2 separate regions of the Homo sapiens genome follow, and region 1 is linked to region 2. A link is a contact called in ENCODE Hi-C or POLR2A ChIA-PET data. All regions are on one chromosome and are shown on one strand. Each heading gives the region's core, a stretch centred on a gene start or an enhancer-like site at or near the end of the contact. The rest is flanking DNA. Distances are from core to core; before and after follow the strand shown.

Region 1 (6,951 bases), core at 841-3,340, 170 kb after region 2:
CAAACTCCTGACCTCAGGTGATCTACCCGACTCGGCCTCCCAAAGTGCTGGGATTACAGGCATGAGCCACCACACCTGGCCCTTGTATTTCAAAATTAGCCAGGCGTGATGGCACGAGCCTGTAATCCCAGCTACTTGGGAGGCCGAGTCGGGTAGACCACCTGAGCGCCAGGAGGCGGAGATTGCAATGAGCTGAGATTGTACCACTGCACTCCAGCCTGGAGTGACAGCCTGGGTGACAGAGCCAAACTCCATCTCAAAATAAAAAAAAAAGCCCCTGTATTTCCCTTCTCAGGGTAGTATAGTAAAATTGGAAAGACTGAGAGTAAAATAGACCATTTTATAATCTCTTTGTAGCCACTTGCCAGCTGTATGAGGTGGGGGAAAATGTTTAACCCCTCAAGCATTTTTTTATTTTTTATTTTTTATTATTTTATTTATTTATTTTTTTTTTTTGAGACGGAGTCTCACTCTGTCGCCCAGGCTGGAGTGCAGTGGCACGATCTCGGCTCACTGCAAACTCCGCCTCCCGGGTTCACGCCATTCTCCTGCCTCAGCCTCCCAAGTAGCTGGGACTACAGGCGCCCGCCACCATGCCCGGCTAATTTTTTGTATTTTTAGTAGAGACGGGGTTTCACCATGTTAGCCAGGATGGTCTCAATCTCCTCACCTCGTGATCCACCCGCCTCGGCCTCCCAAAGTGCTGGGATTACAAGCGTGAGCCACCGCACCCAGCCAAGCATTTTTTTAAATGAACATTTCTTTAAGAATACAGAGTATGAACGCAGGAATTATGCTTGCTTACTGCTCTTTCCCCAGAATAGTGCTGGTGCAAAGTGATATGCAATAAATATTCATTGAAGGAATGAACAAGAATTTTAATGTCAACTCTTTTCAAAGAGATTCCAATTAAACAAGGTAACCATTTAAGCCACTGAAGTAACAAGTTAAAAAAATCGATTACAATTGTTCTGGAAAAGTGTGTAGCAAAATCAACATTCTTGCACATTGCTATTAGCCATATAAATTGGAAAATAACTTGGAAATATGTAATAGGACCTGCAAAAATATTTACAGCCTTTGATCTAGTAGTTCTACTTTTTAGGAATCTTCTGAGGGAAATCCTAAGAAACAGATTATACAATATGTCCACTGTAACATTATTTATGGTGGCAAGTAACTAAACAGTCTAAATTTTTGGTAATAGGAGAATAGTTAGGTTTAAAAATGACACAAGCTCTAATGCATCCATTACAAAAGATGGAAATAATATGCAGTAATTTGACAAATCCTTCTGTTAGAATTCTAATGTTAATAGTGCATATTCAACCTAACAAAAACAAAACATACACAAAAAGAAACAGTGGTTGTGTTAAGGTGAGATTATAGGTAATTTTTTTTTCTATTTTCCAAAATTTCTATAGCATGATTATCTACCTTTTATAATAAAATAATTCAGTTCTAATTTGCTAAAGAAATTATGCTTCTGTGGGGAAATTTTTAAAGCAGCTATGACATCCAGGGATTATGTAACTTAAACATTGTCTACTCCCTGACATCCACACACTGCCCAAACACCCTTTACCTACTCATATTCCTATATTTTGCTTCTTTGTACACACTTTGCTTACACAACTTGTCTGTCTTGTCTGGGCAGTAGATACTTTCTCCAAACATAGAGCGGGCTGGACTGTAGGATTCCATTTGTTACTGAAATTTCTTCTGCTTCCCCTCATGACCAAACCCCAGTCCATCCTTCAGTATCCATGTCAGACATCCCTTCCTCTATGGTGCCCTATCCAACTCATCCCTCAGACCATCACTCCTGCCTTTGTGCTCTCTAGTTTAAGCTTTTACTTTTAAAACTTGTTGCATTATCATTATGAGCTTCTAGATCTCTCCTTCATTTTTGTTCCCCTAGGTTTAGCATACACCTCTTACATAATTTGTATTCAATATAATTGTGAATATGAGTGACTTTCGGTCACTCATCAATCTATTCACTCACTCAGCAAATATGTGAGTGTTTACTTTGTGCCAGGTACTTTTAGGAGTTGTGCACACAGTGGGGAAGTCCACAGACAAGCCCCTCCCCTCCAGAGCTTTCAGCCAGGCAGTGGAGATGGAATTACTTAGGAGTAATTAAACAAATCCAGTGACAGGAAGAACTGGCAAATGAGGGTAAAGAAAGAACAGGGTGCTGGCCGGGCGCGGTGGCTCACGCCTGTAATCCCAGCACTTGGGGAGGCTGAGGCAGGCGGATCATGAGGTCAGGAGATCGAGACCATCCTGGCTAACATGGTGAAACTCCATCTCTACTAAAAATACAAAAATTAGCCGGGCGTGGTGGCAGCACCTGTAGTCTCATCTACTCGGGAGGCTGAGGCAGGAGAATGGTGTGAACCCGGGAGGCGGAGCTTGCAGTGAGCCGAGATCGTGCCACTGCACTCCAGCCTGGGCGACAGAGCAAGACTCCGTCTCAAAAAAAAAAAAAAAAAAAAAAGAAAGAAAGAAAGAAAGAAAGAACAGGGTGTAGTGAGAGAAGGTGAGAGGGAAACCAGACTGGGTAGTCAAAACAAGAGGTCACCTTCTCTAAGCATAGATCCACCCCTTTTGACAAACATTCAAGAAGCCTTTGTCTCCAATAAGGCATCATAGCTGCCAACAACTGCAGTGTTTGTTTCAAACTTTAAACAAAGAATGACCGTCTGAAGTAATACATTAGGGATACAGCAAGAAAGACAGACTTAAAGAAGTTTCTATTAAAGACAAAAAGCTACTAAAACCAAACAGAAGAAAAACCTCATTGTTTTCAATCAAATTATATATTTGGCCACCAGGAGTTAAATGCTACTGTAAGGTTCGTAATGGAATATTTTTATTTTTCTTTCTCTCTTTACTTTTATTTTGAGACAGGGTCTGGCTCTGTTGCCCAAGCTAGAGGGCTGTGGCAGGATCACAGGCTCACTGTAGCCTCAATTTCCTGGGCTCAAGTGATTCTCCCACTTCAGCCTTGCAAGTAGCTGGGACCACAGGTGCATGTCACCACACCTGGCTAATTTTTTTTTTTTAATTTTTTTGTAGAGATGGGGTTGCACTATGTTGCCCAGGCTGGTCTCAAACTCCTGGGCTCAAGTGACCCACTTGCCTCAGCCTCCTAGAGTGCTAGGATTACAGGTGTGAGCCACCGTGCCTGGCCTAGAATATTTTTAGTAAGTAGTTTCAAGTTTATTTCATCAAGTAATACTTACTCTTGATGTTGGTTGTGTGCTTTCATCATCCTATTATTAGCTTATTAAAAGTGACCAAAATTAAAGCAGTGTAATAGATCTAACAACACAAGGTGGGCTAGTCCCACCCATGGTTCAGTCATGTAAAGATTTCCTTCAAACTTTGATACTTTCAGAAACTCCAGAGCAGTAGCTTCCTGTGTCTGCCATGCTCTTTCACCTCAGACTCTTGCTGTTTTCACTTCCTGGAATGTTCTTCCTATTGAAAGAGTGCTACTTCTCATCCATTCAGACCCAGCTCAGCCAGCACTTCCTCTGGGTTCCTCTGAGTTCCTCAGACTTACAGGGGCTTCCTCCAACCTGGCTCCCGTAGGACCCACTTTGTACCACAAACTGAAGCCCTCAGCATATTTGTTTGGGATTGTCTACATCTTGGTTTTTCAGAGTATGAGAAGCTCCAGGACTCTGCAGTGTCTGACACATTCTGGGTAGCCAATAAATGTCTGCTGAAAATATGCTGGCGCTTTAAAAATGAATAATGCATCATTTTCCTCCATAAACAGAAAGAAGAAGAGCTATAACAAAATATAAGACTATATGTTTAAGTATAACTTCAACATCTATAAAAAGACCCTGAAAGCAAACCGTGTGCACACAAAGCCACAAGGACCAATCTGTATTTCAGCAACTTTAAGGATTACAGGTGTGTCAAATTTTAACATGCTACCCATGATTGCTTGCCAATCTTCTAAAGCCTGAATATGAAAAAAAAAAAAAATGGGAGGGGGTGGTTAGAGTTGGGGATGAGATAAAGATATTTAACCACTCATAATACCCAAATGAAAGTCCAACTCTTTAAAGCACTTAAATTCTATTATTTGCTCTCGAAATATGCTTTGAGAGAGACAGAAACCATGTTAATGTTTTTAGAGTAATTGAACATCACTACCAAAGAGGTTCCTTCTGTAGACGTAACCAATAATACTATTTTTCTTTTCATCCATGTATTAAGCTTCATTTAATTGAACAATTCAGAATTGTGCAATTTTAATTAGCTATGTGAGGAAATATGACTGACACGTTATTGGTTTTGGTCAGTAGAAACCTCTGTGGCTGCCAAGAACCAAATGTGGCACATGGAGTATCCTGTAAAATACTGACCCACTGTCCTTAACAAAAGTATAGTATGTGTATTTAATTTTTAAATTTTTTATTTTTTTGAGACAGGGTCTCACTGTCACCCAGGCTGGTGCAGTGGCCCAATCATAGTACACCACAGCCTCAAGCTCCTGCATTCAAATGATCCTCCCACCTCAGCCTCCTGAGTAGCTAGGACTATAGGCACGTGCCACCACACCCAGCCAACTTTTTAAATTTTTTGTAGAGACGGGTCTCACCACATTGGCCAGGATGATCTCAAACTCCTGGGCTCAAGCAAACTTCCTGCCTCATCCTCCCCAAGCATGAGCCACAATGCCAGGCCTGTATTTAAATGTTATACAACTATAGAACTAATAGGATTTAATCTAAAATGGACTAAATTTACTATTAATCTGATGAGAACCTTTTGAGACAGACAGAAAAGGCTACTAAGCCTGTGAAGAGTCCAGACTGTAAAATATGTTTCCACATTGATGAACCAACTGACATTAATTTAGTTATTTGGGGAAAGAGTTATATATATGTGTGTGTGTGTGTCTGTGTGTGTGTGTGTGTGTGTATGTGTGTATTTTACTATTTAGTACATCAGTAATTTCCATCGGTAACCTCCACCTTGAATTTTAATCACAACCTATAAACTATATTTTGACTATTTCTTGTCAGAAATGATGGCTCAATATCAACATTGCCAAAGTCAAAACATCAGTTTTGGAGGACATCCTTGACATCACTCCAACAGACAGGTTACGGGTTGAGACTTTGAATGGAAAGGCACAGGTGCCTGGAGTGCACTTGTGGGGCCCTGACAGGCCCATTGCAGTCCTCAGGTTCCTCGGCTTCTCAGGACAGTTCATCATAGCAGCCCCACCCTGCTGGCAGTACTCCGTCTGGGCTTCTCTGATGCCTTCTTCCCATTTTTTCTTGTTTTCCCAACTTCTGCTTCCTCTGAGGCTCCACCTCTTCTTGGCAGCTCTAACACTATTCTTCATTCAGGGGATTTCATGGATTTCCAGGGTTTCCATTATCACTGACCTGCCAACAAATTTCTCCCTATTTCCTATATTTCCTTTACTTATTCATCTCATGTTTTTAGCCTGGATTTTAGCTCCAGGAGGACCAAGTGCTGTTCGTCTTGTGAATTGCTATATCCAAGTACTAGCACATAATAATTGCTCAACTAACATGATAGAGAGGACATGGTATATTTCCTCAATTATGGTGGTCAACTGAAGACACCTATGTTTCATAACTTCAGAAGTCAAAGTCATCTTTTCCATACTCATAGGCCAGATCTCTAAGCCCCAGAGTTGTCAATCATTTGAGCAAATCTAAAGCCCTTTGTTGAGGAAAATATCAACCCTGCTTGTAAGTACTTCTTCACTACCTTCACATTGAGGCAAGGTCACCTGCCATTAGGACTAGAATTCAAGTAAAGCACTTTAATTTAACAAAATGTCATTTCAACAACTTTGCCTAAGGTACCTACAGCCTAAGGAACTCTTCACAGTTGACACAAAATTCTAAAATGAACAATACCTTGGCAAAGCCCAGTGGAGCTCCTTGATATAAGACAGTGACTAAGAGACGATTTCTCTAGCTTTTGGAGCACTACCTCCAGACAGATTACCTGGAGTAGAATTTTGACTCTGCCACTTATGGGGTATGTGACTTGGGCAGATATTTAATTAACCTCTTTGTGCCTCAATTTCCTCATTTATAATATAACAACAATAGTACTTATGTAACAAGGTTGGTATAAATATTGGGTTAATGTATTCAAATCGTGGTTAGAAAAACAAGCTAGCAGCTGGGTGCGGTGGCTCACGTCTGTAGTCCCAGCACTTTGGGAGGCCGAGGTGGGTGGATCATTTGAGGTCAGGAGTTTGAGACCAGCCTGGCCAAAATGGTGAAATGCTGTCTCTACTGAAAATACAAAAATTAGCTGAGCATGGTGGAGCACACCTGTAATCTCAGCTACTTGGGAGGCTGAGGCAGGAGAATCGCTTGAACCTAGGAGGCAGAGGTTGCAATGAGCTGAGATGGCACCACTGCACTCCAGCCTGGGTGACAGAGTGAGCCTCTGTCTCAAAAAAATAAATAAATAAATAAAAAAGAAAAAGAAAAAGAAAAATGAGCTAGCTATGATAATGATGATTCATATATCCAGTTAGAACATCAGCAAACTAAATCTACGGACCCTAAAACTTTAACTTTAGGAAGAGGTTTTGAGTTCTTGTTATATGCCAAGCACTGGGTTAAGAAACTCATATACACAATTACATTTAATCCTTATAAGCCTTGAAGGAGGTACTGTCATTATCTTCATGTTCACAGATAAGAAACTAACACAGATGTTAAATAACTTGCCCAACTAGTCACAGGTGCTAAAGTCAGGATTTAAACCTAATAGCCATAACCAACAGCAGCCCATGTTAAGAAGATCTACACCTGTATAGAAATCCGCAAACCTGAGAGCAATAGCAGATTGGCAAGAATAATGGTGACGATAAAAGAAAAAAAAAATTACCTTTGTAGTTTAGTGTAGACAACTGACAAAAAT
Region 2 (6,983 bases), core at 2,276-4,775:
TGTACATCACAAGGTGTAGATAGGTTAACCCTGTGGACATCCCACTGTGGAGGGAAGAGCCTACAGACCTGGGTGCTAGCCGCCCCACGGCCAGCCTCCAAAGCCTTGTCTGAACTTGAGTACATTATTTCTTGTCTCCTCGTCTGTAAAAAGTGGTTGTGGTGGTGGGGGGAGGATCTGACGTTCCTTGCAGCTCATAATTCTCTACTATTTAATATACAATGAATTAAAATATATATTAGAAGTCAAAAACTGAGTTGGTTTATTTTCAGCAATTTTGCAGTCATAGTTCCAGGGGTTTTCATCGAGAAAATCATAAATTAAAATAGCACTGTTTGTTTGTTTTGTCTGTCAAAGATACCTCAATTTGTACATGGACCATCCACAGGCAGAGATTGGCAGTTTGCTTTTCAATTGTTTTATCATGAACAGCTGTGTCTATCTGATAACTTCTTTATTACAGATTTTACCCATGACATGCCCGTGCCCCAGGAATAGGCAGAATGCCAGTCCTTTGTATTCTCACTTATTGTCAACACAGGAATGCCACATAACTAAAAGCAAAACATTTCAAAGATGTGAAAGTTCACCAGGACTAGCTACATCTGGAATACAAAACGGGAGTGTTCAGTGACTTAGGGCCTGGCTTTGGGTTGAGCCTGACTCTACCCTTGTCGCCTGCATATTCGTGGTGCCTACCACATCTGTGAAGGCTGTTCATTCACTCAATAAGTATGTAGTGAACCACAAGTATTAGTATTAGTGGCTACTTGGGAACCACATGCTAGACCCAGAGGTATACTAATGAGCAGAAGCAGACACAGCTCTGATACAGCTACCCTCACCCTCAAGAATTCATGAGTCAAGAACTGTAACTCCAACCTGCAACAACAAAGCAGGGAAGATGGCTACAGTTACCAAAACAGCATGTTACTGGTATGGAAACAGATACATAGACCAATGGAACAGAACAGAGGCCTCAGAAATAACACTACACATCTACAACCACCTGATCTTTGACAAACCTGACAAAAACAAGCAATGGGGAAAGGATTCCCTATTTAATAAATGGTGCTGGGAAAACTGGCTAGCCATATGCAGAAAACAGAAACTGGGCCCCTTCCTTACAGCTTCTACAAAAATTAACTCAAGATGGATTAAAGACTTAAACGTAAAACCTAAAAGCATAAAAACCCCAGAAGAAAACCTAGGCATACCATTCAAGATGGCATGGGCAAAGACTTCATGACTAAAACACCAAAAGCAATTGCAACAAAAGTCAAAATTGACAAATGGGATCTAATTAAACTAAAGAGCTTCTGCACAGCAGAAGAAACTATCATCAGAGTGAACAGGGAACCTACAGAATGGGAGAAAATTTTTGCAATCTACCCATCTGACAAAGGTCTAATATGCAGAATCTACAAGGAATTTGTTTCTTGTAAAACAAATTGACAAGAAAAAAACCACATCAAAAAGTGGGCAAAAGATATGAACAGATACTTCTCAAAAGAAGACATTTATGTGGCCAACAAACATGAAAAAAAGCTCATCATCACTGGTCATTAGAGAAATGCAAATCAAAACCATAATGAGATACCATCTCACTCCAGTTAGAATGGTGGTCATTAAAAAGTCAGGAAACAACAGATGCTGGAAGGATGTGGAGAAATAGGAATGCTTTTACACTGTTGGTGGGAGTATAAATTAGTTCAACCAGTGTGGAAGACAGTGTGGCAATTCCTCAAGGAACCAGAAATACCATTTGACTCAGCAATCCCATTACTGGGTATATACCCAAAGGATTATAAATCATTCTACTATAAAGACACATGCACACATATGTTTATTCCAGCACCATTTACAATAGCAAAGACTTGGAACCAACCCAAATGCTCATCAGTGATAGACTGGATAAAGAAAATGTGGCACATATACACCATGGAATACTATGCAGCCATTAAAAAGAATGAATTCATGTCCTTTGCAGAGACATGGATGAAGCTGGAAGCCATCATTCTCAGCAAACTAACACAGGAACAGAAAACCAAACACTGCATGTTCTCACTCATAAGTGGGAGTTGAACAGTGAGAGCACATGGACACAGGGAGGGCAACACACACACTGGGGCCTGTCGGGGGTGGGAGGCTAGGGGAGGGAGAGCATTAGAACAAATCCTAATGCCTGTGGGGCTTACAACCTAGATGATGGGTTGATGGGTGCAGCAAACCACCATGGCACATGTATACCTATGTAACAAACCTGCACGTTCTGTACACGTATCCCAGAACTTAAAGTAAAATAAAAAAATTTAAAAATAAAGAAATCTGTTTGCCAGAATTCACAAAGAGCAATAGACCTCATGTGAGTTATGAATCTGAACTTCATCCTGCTGTGTGCTATTGGATAAAGACTCTAAGAGCTACATTACAGATTTTTTCGACAGGAAGTATCACAGTAACAAGGCCCTATTTAAAGGCTGTTGCTACTGCTGTGGAACAGATTTACCCATTTGTGTTTGAAAGCAGGAAAGAAATTTTATCATTCACCACTTAATTGGTTAGAATCTCTTACTGTGCACCTTTTAAAACCTGCTGCACATTGGACTCAAAAGGAAAACTGAACCAACGGTAATTGAGGAAATAGACTCTTTTATTTATTCATGGCTACAGTGTAAGCTCCAGTCCCTTTGGATTTTATTCCAAACCTTGTTATAATATAAAAAAGGAAGTTTACAAGACATGTCATTGCTGCTTTTACAAAAGGACATTCTATTTATTTTCGCAGGAATTCTCATGTCCCCATAAGCAGAGCTGTCACAGTGTGCACTACCTTAGGTTGTTTTATTGTTGTCATTGTTATTTTTTTCCATTTTGAGCTAATGTGTTTTATCTGTGAATAGTCTTTTACATTTTTGTATGCTGAAAATGGGCACCAAAGAACCTGTAAAAATTATCTTTTTCAATTGAATGTGCACAAATAAAAGTTTGGAAAAGGAAAACAAAAGAACTACAAAGCATTTAGCAGAAAGCTTTCATGAAGAGTTGCAATGGCTGATATTATAAAATACACATACTTTTAAAAACAAAAAATCCCTCAGGAGTTTTGTTGCCCACATCTGCTAGTAACTAGTGAAGCCAGTTGTGTAACTGCACTTAGTTTACACAATTTCTTGAACTTACAGTTTTGCAAAGACCTCAGTTGTTATGTGATTTAGCAGTTAGAGTGTACCCACAGAGAAAGGAAGCAGGAAAGTCTTCAGAGAGGGGCAAGCTGACATGCAAAGAAGCAGGTAACCAGACATTTGCTAAGCGCCTCGAAGACTGAGTGCACTGCACTGCACTGACCTGCTTCAGCTCGTTGGTAAAGTACACGTAAGTTACAGCCACACAGAGAGACTGCAGGAGCACTGTGAAGATCACGATCAGCACGCAGGTCTGTCCCAGGCTGGGTCCCCCCTGGACCTCCATCATAGCCATGATCCTGTCAGAGTCTGACTGCTGTAAGTCAGCCAGGCAGCCGGTCACTGAAGCCCTTCCTTCTCTATTCTTTTATAGTCAGTGAGGAAATGAAAGCGAATGAGTTGTTTTTCTGGGTTCTGTGGCCTTGGCCCCACCCACATCTATTGAACCTGCAACTGTCCCTCCCCTTTCCTACTGCCCAGGGACAGCTCTTGTCTCAAAGTAGTCGTTGGAAAGGAGGGAAACTGAAAGAAGCTCCTCTCCTTGCCCTCAGGATCCATGCACCCCTTATCTGCACTCACCTCAAGCCCATTTCTCTCTTCTCTTTCTTGCTCTCCTTTTGATAATGTCCTCAGCCAAAGAGGGGAGGGATTTTCTTTGCTTTTCCCTAACATATCCTCATTCTACCACAGAGCTCTAAGCCTCATGGCCTGGCTGTCATAGGCACAAGGCCTGTTTTCTAAATTATAAGATAATTTTTATGACCTGAAACTTCCATATGTGGTTTTTCTCATGCTACTGTGAGGGTGGGAAGAGGGCAGGGTGGGAGTGGATAAAGGAAAATAGAAATACTGTCTCATAGCAATGGTCTTGCTACATAATTCCATCTTGAATGTCAGAATCTAAATATTGACGACTTCTTCCTCTTTGCAAACCTTCAGACACAAATTCTAATCTCCTTCTCAGATCTCCATCCCTACCAAGACAACATGCCTGTGTGTTAGGCTGGACAGGTAGGAAGTAGTTGACACACTCAGAAAGGCAAAGGAAAAAAACATGTGGATGTTTTCCAAAATATTAACCCCATCACAATGTCTCGCTGTCACTATCCTTTTACAGATTAGGAAAAGAAGTTACAGGGAGTTAATTACCCTCAGATTCAGGACCCAGCCCCAAATCTCCCCACTATCAGATGTCATAAGCTGGCCCAGCTGTATGTTGTCTCTATATCTTATTCAGCATTTCTTTCTTTCCTTTTCTTCCTTTCTTTCTTTCTTTCTTTTCTTTTCTATTCTTTCCTTCTTTCCTTCTTTCTTTCTTTCTTTCTTTCTTTCTTTCTTTCTTTCTTTCTTTCTTTCTTTCTCTCTTTCATGTATTTATTTATTTTTTTGACAGAATCTCACTTTATCGCCCAGGCTGGAGTGCAGTGGTGCAATGGCACAATCTCGGCCCACTACAACCTCCACCTCCCAGATTCAAGCAATTCTCCTGCCTCAGCCTCCCAAGTAGCTGGGATTACAGGTGCATGCCACCATGCCCAGCTAATTTTTTTGTATTTTTAGTAGAGATGGGGTTTTACCATGTAGGCCAGGCTGGTCTCGAACTCCTGACCTCAAGTGATCCTCTTGCTTCAACCTCCCAACGTGCTGGGATTACAGGCATGAACCACTGCATGGGGCCATTGTTTAGTTATTCCATTCTTGACCCACTGAGTCAGAGTTTCTGGCAGTGGACTTAGGAACCTACATTTTTCAGCAAGTACTCCAAGAGATCCTTTGAAACCTAAAGTTTGGGACCCTAGATCTACAGTTACATTCCTGAGTTCATTCAGGCACCGCTGGTCACCATCACTTCCTGCCCTTGCCTTCTATCTGTAAATGAGTCTATATTTAAGAAAATATTTTCAAATTTTAAATTTGCCTCTGTCAAATTGCCAAATTTTTAAATGCAAATTCCTTTCAGACACAGACAAATTGGCAAGGTAGCATTTTTCCTACTAAAAGTTTTAGACATTATGTGAACCTAACACTATTTGAACACACTTACACTCTAAGTCCTAGACTGAATGAGTTTTTTAAATCAGGTGAAAGATGAGTAGGATAACCGTAATGCACAAGACACACAGCCGGGCAGGGCAGAAACAAGAAACGAGAGATGGCAGAGAAACACAGGGGAGAAGACCAAAGAAAACCAACTTAACACCTTTGTTATAATCCAGAAATAGAAACATTACGGCTATGATGTACGTGAAAGGCATGAAACGAAGGAATGGGAAACGTGCAGGAAGTCAACATCTCTATCTTATAAGCACGTAAGAAAGTCTAGAGTGTGGAAATAAGGAGGCTTATCTCGGGGTCAGGTCAAGAGATGGGGTGATTTGAGGAGTTACAAGAGTCGGCTGGGCGCGGTGGCTCACGCCTGTAATCTCAGCACTTTAGGAGGCCGAGGCGGGCGGATCATGAGGTCAAGAGATCGAGACCATCCTGGCTAACACGGTGAAACTCCATCTCTACTAAAAATACAAAAAATTATTAGGGCATGGTGGTGGGTGCCTGTAGTCCCAGCTACTTGGGAGGCTGAGGCAGGAGAATGGTGTGAACCCGGGAGGCAGAGCTTGCAGTGACCAGAGATCGTGCCACTGAACTCCAGCCTGGGTGACAGAGCAAGACTCCAGCTCAAAAAAAAAAAAAAAAAAAGTCAAGAGGTCTGGCTACCTCTATCTTTGAGCCTCCTAACGTATTAAATATGAAGATATTATATATACATATTTGATATAGAGAAATCTTAATCTTTTTGTTATAACAATGTTTAAATAATATAGAGCTAAAGCCATTATTATTATTATTACTAGCATGGATCTGCTGACTGGCATCCATACATTAACCATAACCTTTAATCAGCAATTCAGTTTCTTTAAACTGGAGTGAGAATTTGTTATTTTATTTTATTTATTTATTTTGAGACAGAGTCTCACTCTGTTACCCAGGCTGGAGTGCAGTGGTACAATCTCAGCTCACTGCAACCTCCACCTCCTGGGTTCAAGTGGTCCTCCTGCCTTAGCCTCCCGAGTAGCTGGGACTACAGGTGCCCGCCACCACACCTGGCTAATTTTTTTTTTTTTGTATTTTTAGTAGAGTCAGGGTTTCACCATGTTGGCCAGGCTGGTCTCAAACTCCTGACCTCAGGTGATCCACCTGCCTTGGCCTCCCAAAATGCTGGGATTACAGGCGTGAGCCACCATACCCGGCTGAGAACCTTTTAAAAATACTTTTTTTTTTTTTTGAGACAGAGTCTCACTTTGTTGCCCAGGCTGGAGTGCAGTGGTGGGATCTCGGCTTACTGCAACTTCCGCCTCCCAGGTTCAAGAGATTCTCGTGTCTCAGCCTCCTGAGTAGCTGGGATTACAGCTGTGCACCACCATGCCTGGCTAATGTTTTGTAGTTTTAGTAGAGACGGGGTTTCACCATGTTGGTCAGGCTGGTCTTGAACTCCTGACCTCAAGTGATCCACCCTCCTCAGCCTCCCAAAGTGCTGAGATTACAGGCTTGATTACACACTGCACCCGGCCTGTTTTATAATTTTTAAGTAATTTTTAATGAAGTCCTTACAAAGCATTAAATTCAGCATTCCAAGAAACAACTCATATTTTATTGGCTTCCATGATATTTATATGAACTATGTAATTACAACTGGCATAATCAGTTCTGAGAATAATTTAATTCTTGTTAGATATATAGATGGAAACAGAAGAATAGCCTAAGTTCTTCATTCCCTGTGTGGAACATACTGACTGAAGGTTA

What was found. Hi-C counts contacts between places; a loop is a spot of excess contacts on that map. ChIA-PET counts read pairs that join two places held with the same protein, here RNA polymerase II (POLR2A). Pooled maps may share reads with other maps.
Region 1: a pooled map shows a loop between it and region 2 (2.2-fold over the local background). The contact joins the enhancer-like site here to the promoter of TNFSF10 in region 2. A Hi-C loop is called at or near these places in 1 of 50 pooled maps. POLR2A ChIA-PET finds 5 or more read pairs at or near these places in 2 of 52 experiments (OCI-LY7 and activated CD4-positive, alpha-beta T cell).

What each region holds. Positions count from the first base shown.
Region 1 is chr3:172,689,466-172,696,416 of GRCh38, forward strand. All of the region lies in intron 1 of NCEH1 (neutral cholesterol ester hydrolase 1), which reads right to left. Among named protein-coding and RNA genes, the nearest start is that of NCEH1, 18 kb to the right of the region's middle. RefSeq lists an enhancer at 1-441. Within about 2 kb of position 2,091, at least 9 of the 41 ENCODE cell types and tissues checked have a DNase peak (open chromatin) inside an H3K27ac peak, as active enhancers do; they include OCI-LY7, where a contact is called at or near this core.
Region 2 is chr3:172,519,905-172,526,887 of GRCh38, forward strand. TNFSF10 (TNF superfamily member 10) reads right to left here and starts at 3,526. Exons shown (of 5, transcript NM_003810.4): 1 at 3,349-3,526. The coding sequence starts at 3,480. It also overlaps the pseudogene TBPL1P1. RefSeq lists an enhancer at 3,458-3,507.